2 separate regions of the Mus musculus genome follow, and region 2 is linked to region 1. Evidence: chromatin loops called from intact Hi-C (ENCODE). Cell type or tissue: heart. All regions are shown on one strand.

The links. Peaks named below come from ENCODE experiments on the same cell type or tissue, not always from the same donor. Only the 100,000 strongest peaks of a DNase experiment are listed, where the experiment ranks them.
Region 2: a loop joins it to region 1, with 2.3 times the contacts of the local background. A loop is called at or near these places in 5 of 42 quality-filtered maps.

What each region holds. Positions count from the first base shown.
Region 1 is chr5:113,176,606-113,184,605 of GRCm38, forward strand. It overlaps 2900026A02Rik (RIKEN cDNA 2900026A02 gene), which reads right to left. Exons shown (of 13, transcript NM_001375886.1): 5 at 5,449-8,000. Among named protein-coding and RNA genes, the nearest start is that of Gm42161, 35 kb to the left of the region's middle. In heart, CTCF peaks have their summits at 3,694 (motif pointing right) and 5,202 (motif pointing left); DNase peaks (open chromatin) are centred at 3,836, 4,645 and 5,655; H3K4me3 peaks cover 1,286 bases; H3K27ac peaks cover 2,778 bases.
Region 2 is chr5:113,306,551-113,314,550 of GRCm38, forward strand. Sgsm1 (small G protein signaling modulator 1) reads right to left here and starts at 4,236. Exons shown (of 25, transcript NM_172718.3): 1 at 4,124-4,236; 2 at 3,998-4,041. The coding sequence starts at 4,142. In heart, CTCF peaks have their summits at 4,303 (motif pointing left) and 7,674 (motif pointing left); DNase peaks (open chromatin) are centred at 4,281 and 7,681; H3K4me3 peaks cover 1,669 bases; H3K27ac peaks cover 446 bases; H3K27me3 peaks cover 6,663 bases.

The DNA.
Region 1 (8,000 bases):
GTAAAGAGCAACTCAACAAGAGTAGTCACAACATGTAAAGAGCAACGGCAACTCAACAACAAGGAAACAACTCAGTCAATGGTAAACGGAGCAGGAGAAAAATAGTAATTACTCCAAAGAATCATGCCAACAGCAGGACAATTAGCCCTTTAACCATAATGGGGCTGAACATCAGAACTGGGCCATACACTACATGCAACCAGCCTGGGTCACATGAGACCCCGTCTCCAAACAAAGACAACAAAAATAAGGAAGTTACAAAAGGCATGCTACACTGTGTGAGTCCTGTGAGCCAGGCTAAGGAGAGGGCAGGATGGGCGGAGGAGGATGGTTTATGAGGAGCAGGACTTCTGGGGGGGTGGCACAGGTGGTCCCTGATGGACTGTTTAACAGTAGCTGCATCTCACAGCAGAAAGAACGCAGTCGGGGGGCACGCCCTCCACCAAGGTCGATCTGAGTCCCCCAGGACACGCCCACCTGTGCTGGGTATCTCCACCATAGCTCTCACATCCTCCCCGGGGGTCCTAGGTCTCTCCTGTCACTCAGATGGCTCCTTTCCGGTCTGTCCCCCAGCTTCCTGCCACCCTCAGACTCTCGGTGATCTCCCCTACTCCCTGGCTTCAGGTTGCCTGTGCCTATGCAGCCACTGCAATGTTCTGTGGGACTGATCCAGTCAGTCACGCAAGCTTGAGCATGGCCGGGGCAACAGAGAAATTAGATTGAATCTAATTTAAACTAAATAATACATAAATAGCAGGTGCCGCCACCTGGCTTCTCCTGCCTCCTGCCTCAGACACCAAAATGCTCACCATATCTGACAAGAACATTCCTTTTTTAAAACCAAATAATATTCCACTGTGGGGCTACTCCACGCTTTATTTTCCCAGGGATCCTTCCTGAGATGGGGCCTCACCCAGCCCAAGCTGGAACTCTGAAGATGGTTTGGAACTCCTGATCGGGGCATGGGCCCCAGCCTGGCCAGCACACGTATCAGACGTTCCCAATGGACAGAGAGCAGGATGTGAACACCAGGAACAAGCCTGGACACTAAAGTGCATCGTATGGCTTAAACTTGTATTTCTTAGTACTGCTCTGTGTGTGTGTGTGTGTGTGTGTGTGTGCACGCGTGTGCGCACACTCGAGCACGTGTATGTGAAGGGGCTATGTGTGTGTGTATACTGTGTGGTGTGTGTGTGTGTAGGGAGGATGTCTGTATAGGTGGGATGTGTGTGTAGGGTTATGTGTGTTGGGGGTTGTGTGAGTGTGTAGGGAGATGTGTGTAGGGAGATGTGTGTAGGGAGATGTGTGTGTGTATACAAGGTGTGTGTATATAGAAGATGTGTGTGTAGGGTGTGTCTGTGTAGGGGGATGTGTGTGTGTATATAGAAGATGTGTGTGTAGGGTGTGTGTGTAGGGGGATGTGGGTGTAGGGGGAATGTGTGTGTAGGGGGATGTGTGTGTGTGTGTGTGTGTGTGTGTGTAGGGGGATGTGTGTATAGGGTGTGTGTGTACAGGGGATGTGGGGGGGGATGTGGAGGGATGTGTCTGTGTGTGTAGGGAGGATGTGTGTGTATAGGGGATGTGTGTATGTGTGTGTACGGGGATGTGTGCCACGTGCCACCTCACCTTCTCCCTTCATAAGGTGGTAAGACTCAACAAACCTGAGTCACCAGACATCTTTACCCACCGAGTCACCTCACCGGCTCGTTTTTTATTTTCAGGCTGGGGGTTGGGGGTGCATGTGGAGGTCAGAGCAGGGCTGTGTACAGCCAGGTTCCGCCCTCCATCAAGGGGGACTGAACTTGGGTCACCCACCTTAACAAGCAGGTGTGCACTGGGGTCAGCAGAGATCTCAACCAAAGTTACCTGTCAAGGCTAACCCCGAGGATTTCAGCCTAAGTGGTCTGGGATGCCCCCCCCCCCCCCCCCGGTCACCCTGCTGGATTCTCTGCTTTGAACCCAGCTGTCAGCAAGCACGAAAACGCTCTCTCCCATAGGAAGTGACACAAAACCAGGCTAAGCCTCATAATCCTTGTGGCTTCTGAAAGCAATCCCAAAAGAGTCGGGGCCACAAAAGATGCTCTGAGCATCCTTTCTTAACCCTCAAGCTCAGGCCTGTGGTAAGATAGCTTCACCCCACAGAGTGTAAGCTTCCCCCACCCCAGAACTCTGTGGGGAATTCACACTCTACACCCCACAGTCCCTTGACGGATAAAATCTGCCTATGCATCCAGAACAGAAATACACACATCCATGTGTGTGCGCATGCATGTGTGCTTGTGGGTCCATGTGTGTACGTGTGATTGGAATGTGTATACAAGCACATGTATCTGCGTGTTAGTGTCCATGCATTCATGTGCATGTGTGCACACGTGTGTGTGCTTGAGTGTGTGTGTTACGTGGTGTGTTTCATAGGTGTCCGTACACACCCAGAGAATATTCCTAACTCTTTTTGTTTTGTCTGGTTTTTTTTTTAAGATTTATTTATTATTATGTGTGAGTACACTGTAGCTGACCTCAGACACACCAGAAGAGGGCATCAGATCTCATTATGGGTGGTTATGAGCCACCATGTGGTTGCTGGGATTTGAACTCAGGACCTTCAGAAGATCAGTCAGTGCTCTTACCTACGGAGCCATCTCGCCAGCCTTTGTCTGTTTTTCAAGACAGGGTTTCTCACTGTAGCCCTGGCTGTCCTGGAACTCACTCTGTAGACCAGGCTGGCCTCGAACTCAGAAATCCGCCTGCCTTGCCTCCCAAGGGCTGGGATTAAAGGCGTGTGCCACCACTGCCTGGCTATTCCTAATTCTTGAGAGACACAGGAAAGTCCCAACGGCTGGAACATCTTTACCAGCTCCCCCACCCCAACCCCCATCCCTGAGCAAATGATCCCTTCCCTCTCTGCCCCGTGTTTGTCTTTTTAACAACCAGCATTCTGGGCACCTCTGTGGCTTCTTGTCTTCACTCATCTGATTGTTTTTGATCTTTAAGATCAGGAACCAGATCAAGGGAAGGAAGGAAGGACGCCCAACAATGGGATGAGGGTCAGGTCCCCAGGGACCAGCCTGTGCTAAGGAAGACCCTGACTCAGCAACAAAACAAAACAAGCCTTCCAGGAGAGAGGCCAGAAGCGGGAAGCTGGTCCGTGGATCCCTCCGCCAAGGGAAAGCTGATCCCGCCCCCCCCGCCCCCCCCCCCCCGACAACCAGCCCTCCTGGGGCCTGGGCGCTCTGGGCATCATCCAGGACCCTCTGCAGCCCAGGCGCTCCTGTTGCCAGTGGGTCCCGAGGTGCTGGCGAGCTGAGCTGCTGAGCTGCAGCGTGTCACATTCCAGCCCGGCAGTCTCTTCTGGCCCCCTCCCCCCGCTCCCACGGCAACGGGGGCGGGGCGTGAGAGCTGGGTGAGACCACCAGAGGCAAACCTTGCTGGACCATACTGCAGCTTCGGGTTCCCAACGGGGGCGTTGGGGGGAGTGGGAGGCAAGGAGCAGTGTGGGAAGAACCCACACTGGAGGAGGGAGGAGCTCAGTGCAAGTCTGGAAGGTTCCACTAGCGACGCTGAGCAACTCAGGGCTCCGGAGGAGAAACACAAGTTCGAAGCTCCAATCCCCCCATACTCCACACCATAAATGTGAGGACAATCCACATCCCATCCTTCGTGGCCAAAGCTGACTCTGTTCTCACAGGCCCCTCTAGGTGGCGCCCCTGTCTCTGACAGGCTAGACCCTGGTTCCTCTCTCACAAACTTGGGGATGAGAAACTGCTGTAATCCTTGGCTGCGCTCGACTCTGTAAACACGGCGTCCTAAAACTCCAGGGCAGCGTGGAAAGGAAGTCCAGGAACAAACCAGTCACGGGCCGGGGATTCACAGCAGCCAGAACTGTGGGAAATAAGTTCCTGGCCCGGTGTGGTTTGTTACAGCAGGAAACACTGAAGACTAGGCTGCTGCCTCTGCTGAACTGCTCAGCAAGGGCTAGGTGGGGCTGACTCCAGCCTCCAGATCTCCCAGCATGCCCTGCTCCCGGGGTCACCCATCAGGGCCTCCTCCAGGATGCCTTCCTGGGTCACTCCTCCGGCGCCTCATTGAGCATCATATAATTTCCTGACCTTGGGTTCCAGAGCCCTATCACCCAGCTGAGGTAAAAAGCTCCCCAAGGGCTGCACGCAGCTTCCTGTTTCTTCCCTGCTTTGTCATCTCATGGGATCCTGCCAGACCTGGGCTCAAGCATCTTGGCCTTTTGCTGTGTGACCTCTCTGAGCCCTGTTTTCGGGTTGTCTTATTTTACACCCGCAGCAGACCTTGTCGGCTCCCTGCCTGTTTCTCACGCCGATACAAGAGTTGGTGCAGAGCTGCCCTACTATGCGCAGAACGGTCAAATCCCATATATCCAAAGGCCCAGACATATTCTTCGACGTCAACAGGAATAAATAGAAAACGCATACTCCTGGCTCTCTGACCCTTGACCAGGTCGACCCAGTTGTGCCTACGAGCTTCCCAGAGGTTTCCCGGGCACCGGGTCTCAGTTGCCCACACTGGTAATTCCTTGCCACCTTCCCCAGTCCGCAGCCGGTCCTCCCTCTGGTCACCTCCTAAGAGACCTAAGACAGGCTGCTTCTGGAAAACCCAATCCAAAGTGAGCCGTCCTGTCAGACCCCGTGGGCTGCTTGGCATTCACTCACGGCACAGATCTTCCTGGAAGCTCTAGAGAGGACAACGGGTGAGGTGGCATCGAGCAGGTACTCTGCGACACTCACACATGTCCTCCCTCATCCAAGTCCCAGGCCAAATTTTGAACCCACAACCCGTGGCCAAGCAGACAGAGCCAGGCCAAGCACGGCCAGGACAAAATGAAGTTTTCTAGCAAGCCTCCTTATTTCAGGGTTAACACCTGAAAATGTGGATTTCTTTTAATAAATGTCCCTTTCTGTCTCAGGTTTCAAAATGGCCAATGGGCTGAGGCCCCGGTTGTTGTGGGGCGGGGCCGAGGTGGGGCAGGGCTGGGGCCAGGGGCGGAGCTGGGGCTAGGAGGAGCTTTAGTTCTCCCATGCCACACCCCGTAAAAAGGAAGGGGAAGGGAGGATAAAGAAAGGGACGGCTTGCCAGTTAAGAGCACTGACTGCTCTTCTAGAGGTCCTGAGTTCAATTCCTGGTAACCACATGGTGGCTCACAACCATCTAGAATGGGATCTAGTGCCCTCTTCTGGTGTGTCTTAAGACAGCAAGTATACTCATATACATTAAATAAATCTTTTAAAAAAATAGGAGAAAAAAATCCTAAGAGTCTGGAAGCAAGCACACCTAGGTATCCTGTTAGCGTGCAGTCCTCACCACTCCCTAGAGTGGCACCTCCACTCCGTCACACACTTACACAGCCCACGTGAAATCTGAGATCCTGGACATAGATACATACAAACAATATGACAAAATTCCAAGTGCCTCTGTACCCACCTTAGGGCCTTCTGGCCTCCTCGAATCCCTCTGACAGGGTCCTGCGGCAGCCTCGGGAGTCTCGGTGGCTGGGAGGTCCGGCTTCCCTTTGGACTGTTCTTGCCTCCGATGCCTGGCGTCCTGCATGACGGACAGGCCCTCCCGGATCCTGGCTGGTGGGCCCTTCTCTGAGCAGGCCCTCTTGATGTCCAGCGGCGACCAACCAGAATCGCGTGGGGGGGTTCCCCACGGCACCCCATTGCCTTCCACTCCCTGACCAGTGGATCTCCTCGGAGTCCCTTTCTTCCGGTCAGAGGGAGGTGACCCAGGGGAGACTGGGTACCTGCTGCCTGGCTCCTGGGACTTGGCTGAATTTTGCCAATGCTTGGTACCCTGGTGCTCACTGGAGGAGGGCTTGCTTTCAAACTCAGCGATGCCTGGAGATTTTCTCCTGGAACCAGCTGGGACGGCAGAAGGTGAGGGGCAGTTTTCTCCAGGAGCCGAGTGTGGCGGTGCCCACAGTGGCAAGCCAGACTTGGTGGTCATGGCTGCCCCTAGGGGCTCTGCTGGCTGCTTGCTGGGGCCAGGGGAGTGGAGAGCTTTCACGGAGCGCCCTGCTTGTTGCCCGACACTGTCTGACTGGGGGGCCTCCTTCAGGCTCCTCCGTCTCCACTCCGCCTCCTTGGGCCAACCTGATCTCTCCTGAGGCGAGCTGCTGGGCTCTGCAGGAGGGCTGTCCTGCTGCTGCTGGGTCTTGCTGGTTATTCTGCTTGACCGCTCCTTGTACTCTGCCATCAAAGCGTCAAGGTCAAGGACGCTCGATCTGTAGCCATCTCTCATCTTCCCTGGGAACGTTTCACTAACCACCTCTGTCCTCCTCCTCACCAGGAGGCTTCTGGGCCGCTGCCTCAGGACCGGGGATGTCTGTGGGGCATCTCTTTCCGAGGATGCCCCGATCTTGAGGTCCTTTGCAGCGCTATCTTCTGACCCTCGAGAAAGCCACAGAGCATCCACATCAATGATTCTGTCCCTGGAAAGATCCAGAGTCCTGTCCCCTGCAGACGTGGTGGGCTGGTCTGTGGACTTCGGGTGTTTTGAAAGGTTCCATGTTTCTTCGTACTCTCTCCCCTTAGCGGAGCCCTTGCTGCTGACGGGAGACCATGGCTCTTCATGGCCGGGAGAAGCCAGAACGGACACAACAGAGCGAGGTGACAGAGGTGGAGGTGTTTTTCTGGAAGGTTCCAACATATCTTCAGTCCCTGACTTAATCACACTCTTGACCTTCTGAATATCAGGAACCTGATAAGTCACCGCAAAGAAAGTCGCAGTGGGCTCTACAGACGGCCCCTGCTTCTCCACCAGGAAAGTCCTGCCTTGTAAGGCATCTGGTGTCACCTCCTGAGTTTGTGCCTGCTGGTGGGACAATGGGGGTCTCTGTAAGGCACAGGTTGGGGAGGTCAGACCATCTGCTGGTCTCTGCTGCCTTTTGGTAGCACTCTCTGGCACGAGGAGGTTGAACGGATCAAACTTGGCATCATGGGGCAAAGTCCGCCGCCTCAACCTGTCCACCCTCAGCTCTGAAGGGTTGGACCTCCTCATTCTGACTTCAGGCTGGGACACCTGGGCCAGCCTTGGGTTATCCTCACTGGCAACCATGAGGGAACCTCTTTTTGGGGACAAGGAGTCTGGCCCTGTCTGTACTTGGGAGTCACAGGGCTCAATGTTGGCCCTGGAAGGAGGACCTGAAGAGACATTCCAGGTTGGACCCCTTTGGGCAGTACTGAGATCTTTGCTGACCACAGCGCTGCCGTGCCCACTTGCCACTCCCCGTCCTGTCCATTTGGGAGATTGGCAAGTGTCTCCAAATCCATCCCTTGTCTGATGACAGTCCAGCTTCTGTCCACTGCCTTCCTTACCCCGAGCTTCCCATATAAGACTTGCCCTTTGGACAGCACCCCCATTAGCCTGTAGAGAGCACTCCAAGTAAGTAGGGTTGACTTCCTGGGACAGCTGCCGGACAGGCAGTGAGAGCCGGGATCTGCCACTGCGCAGGGTCACCGCTTTCTCCTCAGGCACCCTGGACACAGCTTCACTGTGTGCACGTTCCCCTGAGGCATGCACGATGTCATACCTGGGCTGGACCCTCTGGGACACAGGGGAACTTTCTAAATGCCTCGGGACAGAGCGGCTGTGTCTCTCTTCCATGGGGTGCATCTCGGGGACAGGTGTTGGATACTGTCTCCGTTCCACATCCGCAAGAGCTGCTCGTCCCAGCATCCCTGGGTCAGCATGGTCCGATGACCACCTGGAGCGGTCTCTCCTGTCTGCCACTCCTGGTGGTTCCTTCCCTGGCCAATTCTCAGGCCTTGGTTTGGGAACCAGGGGCGTGTCAGCTGTATCACAAGGGGGTGTGGTTGAGAGGCAACGGTTAGCCTGGTCAGCCACTGTGTGTCTCTCCACATGATGCTCAAACACCGTGGCCCACACCTTCTGGAAGCTCCCATCATCTTCCGGACTGACTTCAGAAGGACCTGCGTCTCCCGCTGATCGAGCACCCCAACACCTGTCGGGGT
Region 2 (8,000 bases), 130 kb after region 1:
GTGGTGATGGTAATTGTGGTGGTGCTGGTGATGGTAGAAGGGGGTGTAGATTGTGGAGGTGGTGGAGATAATCGTAGTGATGGTGGTGAAGGGTGGTGGATAGCGTAATGATGCTGGCACATGGGGGTATCTCGTATACCACAAGATGTTAAGCGGTATCCCTGGATTCTTCCTGCAGATGCTGGGAGCACCCACTGCTGTTGCGACCAAAATGTTTCCAGACACACCATATGTCCCCCGGGGGCAGAGCTTCACACGTACACAGAAGACACATTAACCCCCGTGTGCGATTCGAGCCATGCGCGGTGACCTGCGTGTTATCTGGCAGCTGTTTTGAGGTGGCCAAGCTGTCCCCAGTCCTACATTAGAGCTGCCTGGTTCGAGTGAAGCCCGAGCGTCTCCATGGTAACACAGCTCAAGTCCCTCACGTTCCTTTAGCCTCCCTAGCACATCCCCCCCTTCATCCCTTCCTCCACTTCAGGGCTGGGAAATGGGGTGGGCTCAGCAGCAGCGAGGATGGCTTCGCAGGACGGCTCCCTGCTCTCTCCCTACCCCGTGCTAGCAACGGCTTCCCCTACAGGCTCTGTCTCCTAGCACTGACTCCTTCCAGGGGTCTCATCTGCTGCCCACCGGCCCCCGCTTTCTCCTTTCCAATTAAGAGGTCTGGCAGCAGCCAGAGGCAGGAAAACAAGGAGGTTAGTCACTTAGCTTCCGTTATCAACCTGGATCACGTGGCTGGCTCTTTTAATGGCTGTTGTCATGGCAACGGGAAGCCAGTCCCTGCTCGCTCTGGGAACCAAAACAAAATTAAGGGGTGGCAGCAGGGAGGGGAAGACATGCCAGAGAGGAGACTGCTTAGAGATGGGGGTAGGGGAGGGCTTTAGCTGGAGGAAACAGCTTCCCTGTGATACTGACCCGACCCCAAAGGAGCACAGGTGACAGACAGGGTGGATGTCAGGTGACAGGGTGGATGTCTGCACTTAGCTTATCCTGCCCTCTGAGTCATCTTCATCCCTATTGTGACAAAAAAAAATGGACACCCAGACATGGGCAAAGATAAAGACAGATGCCTCTGAGAGACTGTGCAGTTCACAAGCCATCAGTTTGGGTGGCACCCACTCCTTGCCACCTTCCACATTCTCCAAGCTTCCTACAGTTCCCCTCTTGTTCCTTGTGTGTGTGTGGGGGGGGGGCACCTCTGTTTCCAGCAGGTTCCTCATCTCTGCTCCAGCTGCCTCTGCACCCTCAAGTTCAGCGTGTCCCTGCAGCTTGGCCCTCTGTGTCCCTTCTCTCTGCCGCGGCTTTCATGGTTCTCCATGGTCGTGTCCTGCAGGCTCACAGGTGTTTTTGTTCAGTGCTGGGGCACGCGTTATGGTCTTGTAAAACAATACCTCATGTCCCTTCCAGAGTCCTCCTCTTTCTCATGTCACTACTGAGTCTGCCTGCATCCTCTGCCTCTTCCAGCCGAATGTCTCCGTTCTGGCTCTCCAACTACAGCTCTGGTTGAACTTGGGGCTCCTTCCTGAACTACCAGACAGGTCCTGGGTCCCGACAGCTCCTCAGGCTGCCTCTGGACAGAGCTTCCAACCCCACAGGCTCTGAGGCAGGCTTGCACAGCTGTTTGGCTATCTAGGGAAGTCCCTTGTCACCTCTTCCAGGAGGAAGAGGGAGGCTGTGGTCCACAGGGGTGTGGCTCATCTGAACTCAGACAGAGAAGTTGCTGATCAGACTTTGAGGCAACTTTCTCCCTATCCATATCTATCTGACATTGGAGGAGTGGCTCATTACCCAAAGAGGTGGCCAGAGGAAGCAGTGTACATAGAGGGCAAGCATAGGGGGCTTACTTGTGAGCTTGCAGATGGCAGACTTGCTCATGTTCTGCACTGGGTCTGTACACTTCAAACATGGCTTCCTGCTTCTGGGCACCCTATTCCCAGTAGGGTGATGGGAATCACGTTACCCCTGTACCCCAGGAGCTTGGATGACCTGGGAGTGATTACACTACCTCTGGCCCTTCTTGGCTGGGTGCTGTTAGAAGCCACTCCCCTACTGTAAGCCCCAGTTCTGTATCAACCATCTTCATAGGGTTACTATGTCTGCAGTACACGGAGCACAAAAAAAACCCAAAGAAGCTCAGATCCTCTGGGTGACCGACCTCCGTAAATGCAAGATTTAGAATCTGTGAGCAGTTTGTGACTGGGAATCCCGACTTCTGCTCCCAGCTTTGGAGCTTTTAGTAATCGGACAAAGCAGCAAGAAACTGTCCTTGCCTGGCCACTCTACTCCGGCTTGAGCCAAGAAGATGGCTCACTCCAAACTTAGTGGGACCACAGAAGCAGGGAATCCAGCAGACTTGTGGACACAGGGTGGAGAGCAATGTCCCCACAGCATTTCCAGGAACCCAAGCTAGACTGGGGAGGAACAGTAAGGGACATGTGTGTGGGCCATGGGGCCACATGCGTCACTCTGCAGATGGGAAAGCGGTGATCTTACAAAGAGAGGACGTAGGAAAGATGAACTCTGAGGGGCCATGTGGCACAGCTATACACGGATGTCTCCTAGGTTCCCCAGGGCCTGCTGACCCTGTCTTTCATTGTACATCCTATTTGGTCAACCATTTCCCTAGTAAAGTGGGGGTCAGCTCCAGGCATGAGGAGCAAGCATTACAGCCAGGGCTGGGTAAAAAACCACGGCCTTCCAGCTTTAAACCTAAGGGCTGAGACCCTTCCCCGAAGGGCAGGGGTGTGAGGTTTCAGGGTTGGGGTCTGGATAGTATCTTCAAACAGGTCTTTACAAAGATGGAGGTAAAGACTTCTAGGCCTTTCTGAGGGACCCCCTTCTATCCATCTTACATATCACCTCGAAGGAAAATTCTAGAATCTGCAGCAATCCACGGAGCTAGTTCTTTAAAAGGAATGTGCTACACACAGAGACACAAACACAGGCACACACCCACGATCCCCAAGAGGAGGAAGGAACCGGGGACAGGTCCGGGCCTCCAACTGCCCAGGTGGCTGCCACCAGGAAGGGAGGCCCTCCTGAGTGACACCCCTAACACACACACGCGCGCGCGCACACACGCACACACACCCCACAGGTATACACACACCTCCATGCTCAGGAAGCAAGGGACAGACTCCAGCCTGGCTCACAGATTCACAGCCAAGCAAGGACTTGGGATAAGAACCCCAGGATGAAGACAAGGCAGCAGGGACGGGAATGGGGGGTGGGGGTGACTGAAGGATAGGGCGGAGCCAAAATGGGAGGGCAATGCCACACCACATACATACTCAATCTTACCCATTCACACAAATACACATTCGTAGACTCGCACAAGCAGACACAATATATAGATCATCCTTAGGTATTTCCAGGCAGGTGCACATACATATATGCACATGTCCTGGGCAACATACATCTACACCACAGGCCCACAGACATCTAAACGTCGCCTCAGCCTTCTAAACTCTCCCAATTCCCACGGCCCTGGGAGGTCACTGGCTGTGAACGCCGAGGTAAGGCTAGGATCTCAGCTGCTTCCTTCATCCCGGGGGAGGCAGGCAGCCACTCCTGTCTGATCCCATGTATCAGTGGAGGGCACCTGCTCTGTGACCCTGGCCCAGGTCACAGGCTCTCCTGCACAAAGTCCCTGGCACCTAGAGGTGGCTCCAAGGACTGAGTATCTGACATGGGTTGGGGGATAGCTTCATGTTCCAAAATTGAACCTGTCCCCTCCCAAAACCTGATCTTCCTCGGGGATATTCCGCATCTCTAATGAGGAGCCCCGCATCACCCTACTCTACCCCCAGCAATGAGAACCTGCCCCTCCGCGAGGTCCCACCTGGACACCTTCCGATCCTACACCCAGAGGGCCCCACGCACTGAAACACCCGTTTTCCAGCGACCCCTCCCCAGCCCCCGCCCTAGTTAGCCATGCACAGCCACCGCCAGCCAGAAGCCCGCGGTGGCCCTGTCACCCTGGGGTGGCCGCCCCTACCTCCTTCTTCACAGTGCGCAGCAGCCTCTGGCGGGTCTCGGCCTCTGCGGGACAAGCAGGGAAGCGCGGTGAGCGGCACCGAGGCCGCGGGGCCTGGCCGCCCTCCCGCTGCCCGCCCGTGCTTACCCGCAGGGACCGAAGCCATGGCTCAAGCTGGTCGGTGCCCGGTTCCCGGACGCGTCCCCGCTCCGCGCCCTGCTGCAGCCGCGAGGGGGCGGGACCGGCAGGGGATGAATGACAGCCCAGGATGTAGACGTCAGAACCTGACATCCCGCCCACCCCACCCACGAAAGCTCAGCGCCGCCTCCTGGACAGCATACAGCAGAGCATCCGCATCCAGCCTCCTCCAGGCGTTAGCGACAGGCCTTGCCAAGTTGCCTAGGGTGACCTAAGATGCGGAACCGTGCTCCACATCCCGTGTGTCCATCCACGCGTATTTAGAAACGAGGCAAAGCCAGGCACGGGGCACACTCCTATCGACTCCTCAGTGGGGAGACTGAGGCAGGGGACTCAACCTGGGCGACATAGCCAGGCCCTGCCGCCACAATAAAACTAGACTCATCCTGTATAAAGTGGGTATAAGTTCTAGAATGAGCTGATGATCAAGCGAGATATTTGATGTGTAATTCTCATCATAGACAAGACAAAAAAAACAAAACAAAACAAAACAAAACAAAAAAAGGGCCAGCTTTCATACGGGGTAGCTGCTGCTGTTTCATATACCCCCTTCCTCCGTCCCCTCCTCCCCTTCCCTTCCCCCTCCCCCTCTTCCTCCTCTTTTTACTCCTCCTCCTCTCTTCTCCCTTTCTCCCTTTTCAGACTAATCAGATACACTGACTCCCCATCTGGAAGAAGCCTGCCTCTTCTTCACTTGCTGCTCCCCCTATACTGGGAACCAGGGTTCAGCCAGGATCTCTCAGTCCCAGGGTTGGGAGTTTGAAGCAAAGGAGATGGACACATTGCCGCAGCACTCAGATGGTAGACAGTAAACCATCTGAGCAAGTGATAGAGGGTTGGAAGGTTCTAGAGGGACGTGGAGTCGATGCAGGGGAGATACCAGTGACCGGGGCTGTCTTGTGGAACAAGGGGCATCTTGCTGAGTTTTCTTTCTGAGCAAGAAGGGAAAGGAGGAGGCTGGGGAATGCTTGGGGAAGAGGAATCCATACAGTTCAGCGGTTAAGAGAACTGAGTGCTCTTCCAGAGGTCTTGAGTTCAAATCCCAGCAACCACATGGTGGCTCACAACCATCTGTAATGAGATCTGATGACCTCTTCTGGTGTGTGTGTGTGTGTATACCAGAACCCCTCTTGTGTGTGGCAGTGGTGTCTCTGTCACGATACCCCCCCCCACTCTCTCCTCCCCCACTCTCTCCAGTGAGGTGTGCTTAGTGTCTCCAGGATGCCACAGAATGAGAAATAAGGACTTGACAAATATAATTGAGGACTTACTACATCCGGAGCTCTGGTTGCATAAACTTACCGAGCCTCCAGCCCCCCCCCCCCCCCCCATGAGCCTCACACACAAAGAAAGTCAAGCCCAAGACGTGGGAGAATTTTCTTCAGGTCCATACACAAAGCAAGCAATAGCTCAAGCCATGGACCGGGTGGATCATCTCACCAGGGGCAGGTTAAGATGAATCAGATGTTTCTCGCCAAGCCCTTCAAACCTTTTCAGAGAACATAGAAGTTTTCCTCTAATATAAATGGTTTCTAGTGGTGGTTTCAATATGCTTGGCTGTCCTGGAACTTGCTCTGTAAACTCACTCTCTTGAGCTCAAGAGATTTGCATGGCTCTATCTCCTGAATGCTGGGATCAAAGTCATGGTCCACCATGCCTGGACCTAAGCTTTCCTTCACCTAGATCTAAAAGCTTGTGTCATCCTGTGACAGTTTGACACACAGTCATATCTCCTTATCTCCAAGTGAAACCAATAATCACATCATAATAATATAACTATCCACGGTTTAGCTGCAAACAATAAGCTTAGCTGGGTGGGATCTTGCCCTGAGATCACCACTCCCTTAATCCGTTTGTCTCCTTGAACGTAGGATTCAGCTCCTTTTCATTTCCTGGGGCCCCTTCATTACTTGAAGCACACTCGTTTTTTCTTTTTAAGCTTGCTATGCTTGCTCAAAATGCTCTTCATAAGACTGAATCACAGGATCATGTCTAAATTGGGGTTTCTATGAGACTTAATTGTTAATTCTGTCTAGGCTGGCCCATTAAGCTCCACTTAAAGCATTCCATGGCGTTCCAAACCCAAAGTCCCAAAACCCATATTCTTTCAAACAAAAGCATGGTCAGGCCTATGACAGCAATACCCCACTCCTGGTACCAACTTCAGCCTTTTTATTTATTTATTTTTTAAAAAGATTTATTTACTTATTATATGTAAGTACACTGTAGCTGTCTTCAGACACACCAGAAGAGGGCATTGGATCTCATTGTGGATGGTTGTGAGCCACCAAGTGGTTGCTGGAATTTGAACTCAGGACCTTTGGAAGAGCAGTCAGTACTCTTACCCACTGAGCCATCTCACCAGCCCCCCAACTTCAGTCTTAATTAGAGTTCCATTACTGTGAACAGACACCACGATCAAGGCGACTCTTACAAGGACAACATTTAATTGGGGCTGGCTTACAGGTTCAGAGGTTCAGTCCATCATCGCCAAGGCAGGAGCATGGCAGCATCCAGGCAGGCCTGGTGCAGGAGGAACTGAGAGTTCTACATCTTCATCTGAAGGCTGGAGGAGACTGACTCTGGCAGCTAGGAGGAGGGTCTCAAAGCTCATGCCCACAGTGACATACTTCCCCCAATAAGGCCATACCTCTTAATAGTGTCACTTTCTAGGTCAAGCATATTCAAACACCGCATAGCTCCAGGGCATTTGAGTCGAGCCATTGCCTTGGGGCTGAATCCGGAGCCTTGAACCCTGTCCTACTTAGGTTTACTATTGCTGTGATAAAATACCATGCCCTTGGCTGGGCAGTGGTGGCACACGCCTTTAATCCCAGCACTTGGGAGGCAGAGGCAGGCGGATTTCTGAGTTCGAGGCCAACATGGTCTACAGAGTGAGTTCCAGGACAGCCAGGACTACACAGAGAAACCCTGTCTTGAAAAACCAAAAACCAAAAACCAACCAACCAAACAAACAAACAAACAAAACACCATGCCCAAAAGCAAGTTAAGGAGGAAAGAAAGGGCTTATTTGGTTTATACTTCCCTGTTGTTCCACTGAAGGAAGTCAGGGCAGGAGGCTAGAGCTGTGCAGAGGCCATGAAGGGGTGCTGCTTTTTGGCTTGCCCAGAAATGGCACCTCCCACAGTGAACTCGGTCCTCCCACATCAATAACCAATTGAGAAAATGCGCCCCCCAACACACACACAGAGAGAGAGAGAGAGAGAGAGAGAGAGAGAGAGAGAGAGAGAGATGGCGGCATCTTCTCAGTTGAGGTTCCCTCCTCTCTGATGACTGTGGTTTGTGTCATTGACGTAACACTGGCCAGCACACACCCTATGGCGGCTTAAGAAGCACTAGGAAAGCTTCCTTGTAACTTAGAGCTTTTCCCAGGCTGCGTGCGAATTCCCACCGGTTGATCAGTGATGGGGCTGGCTCACCCTGCAGCGGGAGCCGGGCGGTGCTTCTGGTAGGGTGCCTGCGGCGCCCTCTAGCGACGACTATGGGCATCGCGCGCAGCACTAAGGAGAGGCGCTGGATATGCAGCGATTAGCTCGTCGCGGCCCTGCAACAGCGCACATCTTCACAATTCACAGCTCAGTAAGGATGATAACCACGGCTGCGACTTGTTGATGAGGCCAATGCTGAATGCTACGTATGTTGTCTCACTTAAGCTGCCAATCAACTGCACGAAGGATCCTCCAGGGAAAACAAAGACACACAACAAAGAGAAAGGGGACCTGACCCTTGAGCGAGGCGTTCTCCGTGCAAAGGAACCCCACTTAGCTTGCCTCGCTGCTGCAATGGGTAATCTAAGCGACACCCA